2 separate regions of the Homo sapiens genome follow, and region 2 is linked to region 1. The links are chromatin contacts, found by Hi-C in ENCODE. All regions are on one chromosome and are shown on one strand. The core of a region is the stretch at or near the end of the contact, and the rest is flanking DNA. Distances in the headings are between cores, read along the strand shown. Region 1 holds the start of SND1-DT (SND1 divergent transcript). Region 2 holds the start of TMEM209 (transmembrane protein 209).

What was found. Hi-C counts contacts between places; a loop is a spot of excess contacts on that map. Pooled maps may share reads with other maps.
Region 2: a map of naive thymus-derived CD4-positive, alpha-beta T cell shows a loop between it and region 1 (8-fold over the local background). The contact joins the promoter of TMEM209 here to the promoter of SND1-DT in region 1. A Hi-C loop is called at or near these places in 1 of 168 maps with a recorded cell type or tissue (naive thymus-derived CD4-positive, alpha-beta T cell), 1 of 37 single-sample maps with no recorded cell type and 6 of 50 pooled maps.

Annotation. Positions count from the first base shown.
Region 1 is chr7:127,650,095-127,654,570 of GRCh38, forward strand. SND1-DT (SND1 divergent transcript) reads right to left here and starts at 1,738. Exons shown (of 2, transcript NR_186577.1): 1 at 1,579-1,738. SND1 (staphylococcal nuclease and tudor domain containing 1) reads left to right here and starts at 2,100. Exons shown (of 24, transcript NM_014390.4): 1 at 2,100-2,357. The coding sequence starts at 2,280. RefSeq lists a silencer at 1,649-1,898 and enhancers at 1,696-2,314, 2,139-2,318.
Region 2 is chr7:130,202,511-130,206,865 of GRCh38, forward strand. It overlaps TMEM209 (transmembrane protein 209), which reads right to left and starts at 2,896. Exons shown (of 15, transcript NM_032842.4): 1 at 2,863-2,896; 2 at 1,464-1,600; 3 at 1,278-1,336; 4 at 22-153. The coding sequence starts at 2,865. It also overlaps a transcript of SSMEM1 not described here. RefSeq lists a silencer at 1,379-1,673 and enhancers at 2,335-3,134, 2,811-2,990, 3,051-3,160.

The DNA of each region.
Region 1 (4,476 bases), core at 488-2,987:
TCCAACATCTTGAGGAACTGAATTCTGTCAGCAACTATGAGTGAGCTTGGGAAGCAATCTACCTTCAGTCAGAGGAGGACCTTCAGATGAGACCACAGTCCCCTTCCCAACTCCCCTTGACACCTTGACTGCAGCTTTATAAGAGAAGACCTGGAGGAAAAGGCAGGCACCCACCCCAGATTCCTTACCCACAAAAACTGTGAGATAAATGCTTATTGTTTTCTTTAGTATTTAAGTTTTGGGGCAAATTGTTATGTAACTAATACAAGATATAAGATAATTAACTGAATGAGAAGGGAGAGAGGACAGCAGTTATGATCAAAGACAAAGTGTTTGAGTTTACAATCGTACCTATGAAGTTATGGTGTTTTATCTGTCTGGAGAACGTCCTAAATTGGTGCAGAGGTCAAGTTTACTGAAGATGAGATCAAGGAGCAAAGAGGTCAGGGTATGGGATAAGTCATGCTCGTAGATATTGAAGTATTTCAGGATTATTGGCTGAAGACCGTGCACCAAGTGTTAACAATTTCAATGAATGACACGGTAGAAATAGGGGTACGGTAGATAAAAAGCCACGAGATAGAGAGGGGTATAATCTGATGGAACCAACTTCCACAGAGGTTTTTTTTTTTTTTTTTTTTTTTTTTGGAAAAGGGTGGCAAATTAGGGATCTAAGAAGGTGACCTCAAAACTTAACCCTGGGATATGTTTAGTGTGGGAGAATAAACTTACAATCTTTTAAGAGAGCAAGGGGCCATGCACTGTGGTTAATGCATGTAATACCAGCACTTTAGGAGGCCGAGGTAGGAGTATAGCTTGAGCCCAGGAGACCAGCCTGGGCAACATAGTGAAATCTCAGCTCTACAAAAAAAAAATTAGCTGGGCGTGGTAGCGCGGACCCGTGGTACCAGCTCCAGCTACACCGGAGACTGAGGCAGGAGGATCGCTTGAGCCTGGGAGTGTCAAGGCTGCAGTGAGCCGTGATCGTGCCCCCGCACTCCAGCCTGAGCGACAGAGCGAGACTTTGTCTCAAAAAAGCCACAAAACCAAAGAAACAAAAAGAACTGCAAGGGAAGTACTGTCTTCAGTGTAGAGCCAAGTTTTACGATTAAATGACATAACACATGCAAGGTCCTTGGTTCCACATAGTGGGCACTCAACGAATATTAGTTCTCGCTAAACAGTCACTTAAATATTTGTAGGCCTTGGCTTTCCCGTTCCTTCCCCGACCTTTTTACTGGGGCTAGGGAAGGTATCCGGTGGCTGGAGGCGCTTCACACTGGGTCGGGTGAGAGCGTGAAGCGAGCCTTTTCCCTAACGTCACGGGAGCAGCTGGGAAGAGACCGAAGAACGAGGGTCACTCTCCCCTGTATACGTGGCATGTCCTTCCTCTGAGACATTTATTCCTCCCACCAACAAACATTAATGGAACGCCTCACAAGTGCTAGACCCCAGCGACACAAACAAGGGCGAGGCACACTCTCTGACTACAAAAAGGGCGCGCGGCCGCGTGGCAGGTCAAAGCCCACATCGGTAGGAGGTTCCACAAAGCTCTGATTTTCCAAGTTCTCTCCATACTTTTAGCCAAGGTAAAATGTCGGAAGTCGAGTGGAGCGGGTACGGAGATTCCTCCAGGACTCTGCCTGCGTGGCTCCACCCTCCCAGGCCGCATTCCCGGGTACAGCGGCGCCCACCTAGGTGGGTATACAAGTGTGCGCCCCTGAGGCCAGCGGGGAAGGACGTCATGGGCGAGGTCAGGCGGGAGGGCGCGGCTGGCTCCGCCCCTGGGGCTCCCATGGCCCCCCGCGCCCCGCGGCCAGATGCTGACGTGTCCTTTCCTTCCCACTACACCTCCCGACATTACCTACTCCGGCTGCCCCGGAAGTCCCGCCCCATATTTAGCCCATCCTTGCAAATCAACTCTTTCAGCGCTTCCTGGAACTCACCACCGTTTTGGGGACCAAGAGGCGGGGCTCCGCGAGCAGGGTGCCTATTGGCCTGAGGGCCGGCGGGCTCTGGGCGCTAATTGGGCGGAGGGCGGTGGCGCTCTGGCACGCTTGCGCGGCGAGTAGAACGTGTGGCGGCGGCGGAGATCGCGTCTCTTTCGCTCCGTGTCCCGCTGCTGCTCCTGTGAGCGCCCGGCGAGTCCGTCCCGTCCACCGTCCGCAGCTGGTAGCCAGCCTGCCCCTCGCCTCGACTCCCTTTCACCAACACCGACACCCACATTGACACCTCCAGTCCGGCCAGCCGCTCCACTCGTTGCCTTTGCATCTCCACACATGGCGTCCTCCGCGCAGAGCGGCGGCTCCTCCGGGGGACCCGCGGTCCCCACCGTGCAGCGGGGCATCATCAAGATGGTGAGAACGGGCCCCGGACACCGACCCCTCTGCCTGCCTTCGGGCGGGAGTCAGGCATTGACTCCACCTTCCGCCAGCCTGCTCCATGTCCCAGATCCCCTTTCCTCTGCCCCCTTCCTCACTTTTCGTCGATTCTCCGAATCCTCTCACTAGACGGAAGCAGACACGGAGTCCCCTTGTTCCTTGCCTCCCGGACACCTTGACATCAGGGGTCACAGTGATTTCCGAGGTTGCGGCATTCGGATCTCCTGTCTGTTTACCAGGACAGATCGATTACTGATTGATTAACAGAGACAATTCGTTGATATCTGTCCTCCCATCCCCCGTCTTTCTGTTCATTTTGACATATGCTGAGTAGTTAGTAGTTTTTCGAGATCCTGACATCGGCTCTTCTCTACTAGTACTTGGCCATCATGAAACTTTTCTGTTCCCACAAACGCTGTTACTTGACTCCCAAGTTTTCTCACTCTGTGGCCCTCTTTTCCTCTCTTTCCCTCCACCTCTTGTGTCGACCTGAAAGCTCCTGATCTTTGTGTACTTTTGACTTCTAAAAGGTTAGGCCGGCAAGAATCTTAGTAATCATCATTGTTCTCCCGTCCCTTAAAGATAAGGAGATAGGCTTGAAGAAGGCAAGTGACTTGCTTAAGGTCACATGGTGGTTTGGGTTGGAGCCATAGCAAGAGCCCAAGTGTTCGGATTCCTGGTCTAGTGCTCATAGCACTATAGATTCTGCCTGATTTTATATACCCTCAACTTTTTGAAAATTCTTCAATTTTGAATTTGAACCTGCAAAGTTTATTTTTACAATTTACTCCTAGCTCCATGATAATTTGATAATATAAATTCAGTTTATCACTTGCCCCCAGTTGTCCTCCCCAAAACCCTTCCAAATCTTGGAACCTGACATTTCTTGGTTTTACCAATTTTCTGGTTTATGATGACTGTAAACTTCTAGATGTCGTTTCATACTGCAGTTCTGACATTTGTATCTGCAACAGCAAATATCTTTTGTGATACTTTCTCCCAAGGCTCCACAAGTTTTGCTGTTGTAGAAAGTTTTGAAAAATTCTATTTTAGGCCTGGTGCGGTGGCTCATGGTGGTAATCCCAGCACTTAGGAGGCCGAGGTGGGAGGATTGCTTGAGGCCAGGAGTTGGAGATCAGCCTGGGCAACATAGCAAGACCCAGTTTAAAAAAAATTCTATTTTATTACCCTGTTATCTTTCACAAGATTAAAATGTTCTGCAGCTTATGTGTGTGTAAAGCTGATTTTAAGATCCCCTCGCCCAATTCCCATGTGCTCATTTCTTAAGGTAATAGTCTGCCACCAGCCAAGATTCTTGGGATTTTCAGTACTGCCTTTTCCTTTTGTTTATGTGTAATGGAGGGTCAGAACTGATCTGAAACTGAATGAGAAGAGAATTTCCAAGATCCGCATATATTTTTCCTCTGAAATACTGACCTGACCCATGAAAGGATTATCCTAAAGTGGCTCTTCTTTCGTTAGCTTTTTCATTTGCACTGATCTTCTCTTCACCATAGGAACAAAAACATCTCTTGGCTCTCCGGTGTTGGGTTTGGCAGTAAGAAAGAGTGGATCTTTCTGAGATTTCTCCTTGCTGAGGTTTAAATTGTTCTTAAAGGTCTCTCTCATTTGTGGAATGGGAATAGAATGAGGCTGAACATAGTTTTGTTTCCGCCAATGCTGGAGGCTTTTAGGGCATCTGGATTCTGTGCGGTGACTGCCCACAAATTACCCCCATGGATACTGAATATCACCAATTACTTGTTTATTGTCATGTCTTGTGCTGACTATTCTGCTCATATTGTCTCATTTGTAATACCTAACAAGTAGATAACGATTATCAGCCACATTTTATAGATGTGTAATTTGAGGTTTAGAAAGAATAGTTAACCCAAGGACAGGTACCTTATATTGGTAATAAGAGGCAGAGCTGAGACTTGAACCCAGGCCTGTCTGCCACGGCACATGCTCTTCAATATCATGCATGATGTCTCTGACTTCATGACTCCAGGGTATTAATTTATAACATGGAGGGTGGGGCCAGTGATGCATAACCACAAATTGCAGGAAAGTGAAGCTGTCTATAATTGAGAAA
Region 2 (4,355 bases), core at 1,646-4,145, 2.6 Mb after region 1:
CAAGAGATATAAAACACTCACCAGCTGTTTTCAACCCTAAAAGTGTTTGCTGTCCAGGACTAACAACCAGACTTGTTGGTGCCACAGTATATTTGAAATATCTCCAAAAATCAAATAAGGCATTAAGGCTGAAGAGAGATGCAAGGGCAAGCTCTGGAAGAGAACAATTTTTTTTTAATAAGGGGGGTGAGGAGGGCATCTATTGGAGAACACAAAAACCCTCTATACTTAGCAAACTAAAATTACCTTCTTATTCCTCATAAAAACTATAATTTAATGAATGTTATGTGTAGGGTGGCTGGGCATGGTGGCTCACACCCATAATTGCAGCACTCTGGGAGGCTGAGGCGAGTGGATCACCTGAGGTCGGGAGTTTGAGACCAGCCTGGCCAACATAGTGAAACCCCATCTCTACTAAAAATATAAAAATTAGCCAGGTGTGGTGACGCACACCTGTAGTCTCAGCTACTTGGGAGGCTGAGGCAGGAGAATTGCTTGAACCTGGGAGGTGGAGGTTGCAGTGAGCTGAGATTGTGCCACTGTACTCCAGCCTGGGTGACAGAGTGAGACTCCTTCTCAAAAAAAAAAAAAATTATGTGTAGGTAATTTACTAGTGAGTTTCAAAATAGCACTAATCCTAGCAACCCTGTACAATAAATATTTTCACCTTCATTTTAAATATAAACCAACATTATTCAGAAGCCAAGTGACTCTTACAAGAGTAGAGAGTTAGTTAGTGAAGCCATGATTCTAACTGAGGTCTGCTGATTGCAAATCCCTTGCTCTCCCAACTTGGCACACTATCTCCCTGTGAAAGACTTTAATGTGTATAGACTATGAAATTTACTTTAACATCCATAAAGACTCTTTATACCCAATGACTATGGAAGAGCAGACAAGAAGAGAGGAAAGAATGTGAAAACTGAGGAAGGCATCAATGGAGCAGAAATCTGGGCTGGTCTTGAAAAGTAAAAAGGTAGAGACACAGAAAGCGCATTTCAGGAGAGTAATAAAAACAAATCTCACTAACCTCTAAACTTATTTTTCTTCACAGAACTCATAATTACCTGAAGTGTTATTAATCTGATTGTCTAACAGAATGTTCCTTTCATAATAGCAGGGATTTACCTTGCTCCCTTTCTGCTGTATTCCCAGTTTTTACAACCCAGCAGGCAGTCAAATACTTGTTGAATAAGGAAATGTATACTAAGCTGAATTAAACCTGAAGGCAGTTTTTTATTGGTAAATGTAAGTTACAGTGAAAATTACTTACTTACCAATATACCAGAGGGGCCAGTATGTCACATTGTAGTATGAACTAATCAATTTTCCAGTCCTGAAAAAAAATTAGAAAGGCTTTCCAGTGAACCTAAAAACACCAAAAATCAAAAACAAACACAAAAACCTGTGGAACCAGCCACTGGCTTCTTAAAGTTTCACTTTTTTTGGACTGATTCACTTACATTTCAGTATATATCATTCCAGCCATAGATACATTTAGGAGTCCCCAGGCTAAGACCACTTTCCTAGCCTCTGTTTCTTTTCTCATCTTGATGGTTCTGTCAATAAGGGAAGCACTAGGGTGTGCCTCCCCCTGCATCTATGAAAAAACAAAAAGCACAGGAATTAACCAGAAGAAACTATTGCTCCATTTAAAAACCAAATTTTGCATCCCTTATAAAGGTAACTGAAACCGCATATACCTTCTCTCATCTTTAAAATGTTTTATCAAAACTTCTTCCATTTTAATATCAGTATATGAAAAGGGAACCCAAAATTATATGTAACTTAATTGGCATCACAGTGTAATCAACAGAGAAGTGGCTGGTTATTTATCTATTTATTTGTTTTGAGACGGAGTCTTGCTGTCTCCCAGGCTAGAATGCAGTGGCGCGATCTCGACTCACTGCAACCTCCGCCTCCCGGGTTCAAGCGATTCTCCTGCCTCAGACTCCCGAGTAGCTGGGATTACAGACGCCCGCCACCGCGTCCGACTGATTTTTGTATTTTTAGTAGAGACGGGATTTCAACATTTTGGCCAGGCTGGTCTCGAACTCCTGACCTTGTGATCCACCCGCCTCGGCCTCCCAAAGTGTTGGGATTACAGGCGTGAGCCACCGCGCCCAGCCGTGGCTGGTTATTTAAGAACAATTTAATACTTCCAATACATAAAAATGTCTTATTTTGTAATTTAAGGGTTATGTCTAGAAATACTTTGTATTTTGTCTTTGGGGTATGTTACACGGACTAGGCAAAAGGCTAACTTCAGAAACTCAAAATGTCAAGTTTTGGGAGACTATATTCCATATCTGCTGTAAGTCATAAAGACTGTTGTACATCCTCATGCAGACGCCATTACTATCTCAACAACTCTGCACTTGGACAGCTGTACTCCAGGGCTCTCCCTTTTGTGTGTGGATAAAGGACAAGGATCCAAGTTTTAGAAGGGCACGTACTTATGATGGGGTGGTGAGCGGAGTAAGAGGGAGAGAGGGGAAAACGTGCATTGTTTTGGTCCACATTTGGGATTTATAATTCCTCCTTTCTTCAGCTAGGCTCAACTCTTACAGACCGTGCAAAACTTGTTCCAGCGACAAGCAGTCGTATCCCACAGAGGACAGAGCAATAGCTTTCGCGCCACTCAGCCCCCGCGTCCCAATTTCCCAGTCCAGAGCTTCCCTCCCCGGCTCCTGGGCACGAACTTCAGCAACCCTATTGCTTCTTTCTTCCCTTCCCCTAGAGAGGCGGAACGCCTAGCCACATCCCCCTTGGCTGAACCCAGGACAGATCAGCAGGCGCGGAACTCCCACAACCCGCGTAGATTCCAAGACAGGAAGCACAAACACGACCCCGAAAACGCACCATGTCCTCTGGCCGGAAAACGCAGGCTCGCGCCACTCTCTCTGGGCATGCGCAAAGCCAAGCTCAAGCGGGAGGCCACCGGCAAGCGGCTCTAAAGTTACCGGAAGAACTAGGTAGTCTCTTCTCGCGAGAAAGGGAGGGGTCGCAGGCCCAGGCGCTCGGAGCGTTACCAGGGAAACAGGTCTCGGTTTTGCGGCTCCCACTCAGCTGCGGGAGAAAGCTAAGCAGCAAAATTCAGACCAGGCTCTGAACCCGCAGTAAAAAGTAATAATTGTAACAAGCTGAATTTTGTATCTATTAATATAATTTTAGCTTCCCTAGGGCATTTATGGACTCACATGTGTAAACTGATTAAGTAGGGCGGCTCACCGTAGGATAGAGTGGCGTGATAAAGTGGCCAGACACCATCAGTGACAAAGCATTTCTTTCCCCTGTGTTAAAGTATCTATGTCAAGAGTCCTGACCCCATGTAATTTTTTTTTTGGTAGAGACAGGGTTTCGCCATGTTGGCCAGTCTGGTCTCGATTTCCTAACCTCAAGGGATCCGCCCGCCTCAGCCTCCCAAACGCCTGCTGGCCTCCCACCGCCTTTTGGGATTACAGGCGTGGCCCACCGCGCCCGGCCTAAATTCTTAATCTGTTTAATAGGGTGCAGCAATAACAAGCACACCCAAAATTTGTTTTATTGAAGTTGCTAGTGGTTTTGAGGTTAAAAATAATAACACATTTTCGTATGTATTTTTTGGAAGAGCTGCTCATCCTGAGGAAAAGGTTGAGCTTTGTTTTATTTAGCACAAATACCTACAAGTGTGCCGCTGAGCCAGGCGCACGGATATAGAAAATAAGACCTTCCTGGTTATTACCCAGAGGAGCTCAACCCCAGCGGAGGCCCACAGATGCATTTCGGTGGCAGGTGAGGTGGATGCAGTGCTCCCCAAGGAGGCGCATCCAGCCCAGCCCCAGCTCTCGCGAGCTTCCTGGAGGAGATGACGCGTTAGAGTCCACAGCCAGAAACCCAGGGCCTGGGGACTTGTTCTGAAGTGTGCCTCCTAATAAAAACATTAAGCCATGCCACAGTAAGCTAGTGGATTACATCATGTATGTCCAATGGCCAAAGTTTTTCCTAAAATGATCCTAAGATTAATACCACGTGGTATTGTATATTAATGAAAATCGGCAGGTATGCTGTGCTCTTGAAGAGCTGTTAAGTTTTATCATTTTTAGATTGCTTTAGCAGCAATGTTGTTTTGCTCTAGTTTTAGATTTAGAGATGAACTAACTGGAAAATTGTTCAAAGTGAAAGGGCTCAAGGTGCAATCAAAATTAGAATACCGGCCGGGCGCGGTGGCTCACGCCTGTAATCCCAACACTTTGGGAGGCCGAGGCGGGCGGATCACGAGGTCAGGAGATGGAGACCAGCCTGGCCAAGACGCTGAAACCCTGTCTCTACTAAAAAGACAAAAAATTAGTAGGGCGTGGTGGCATGCGCCTGTA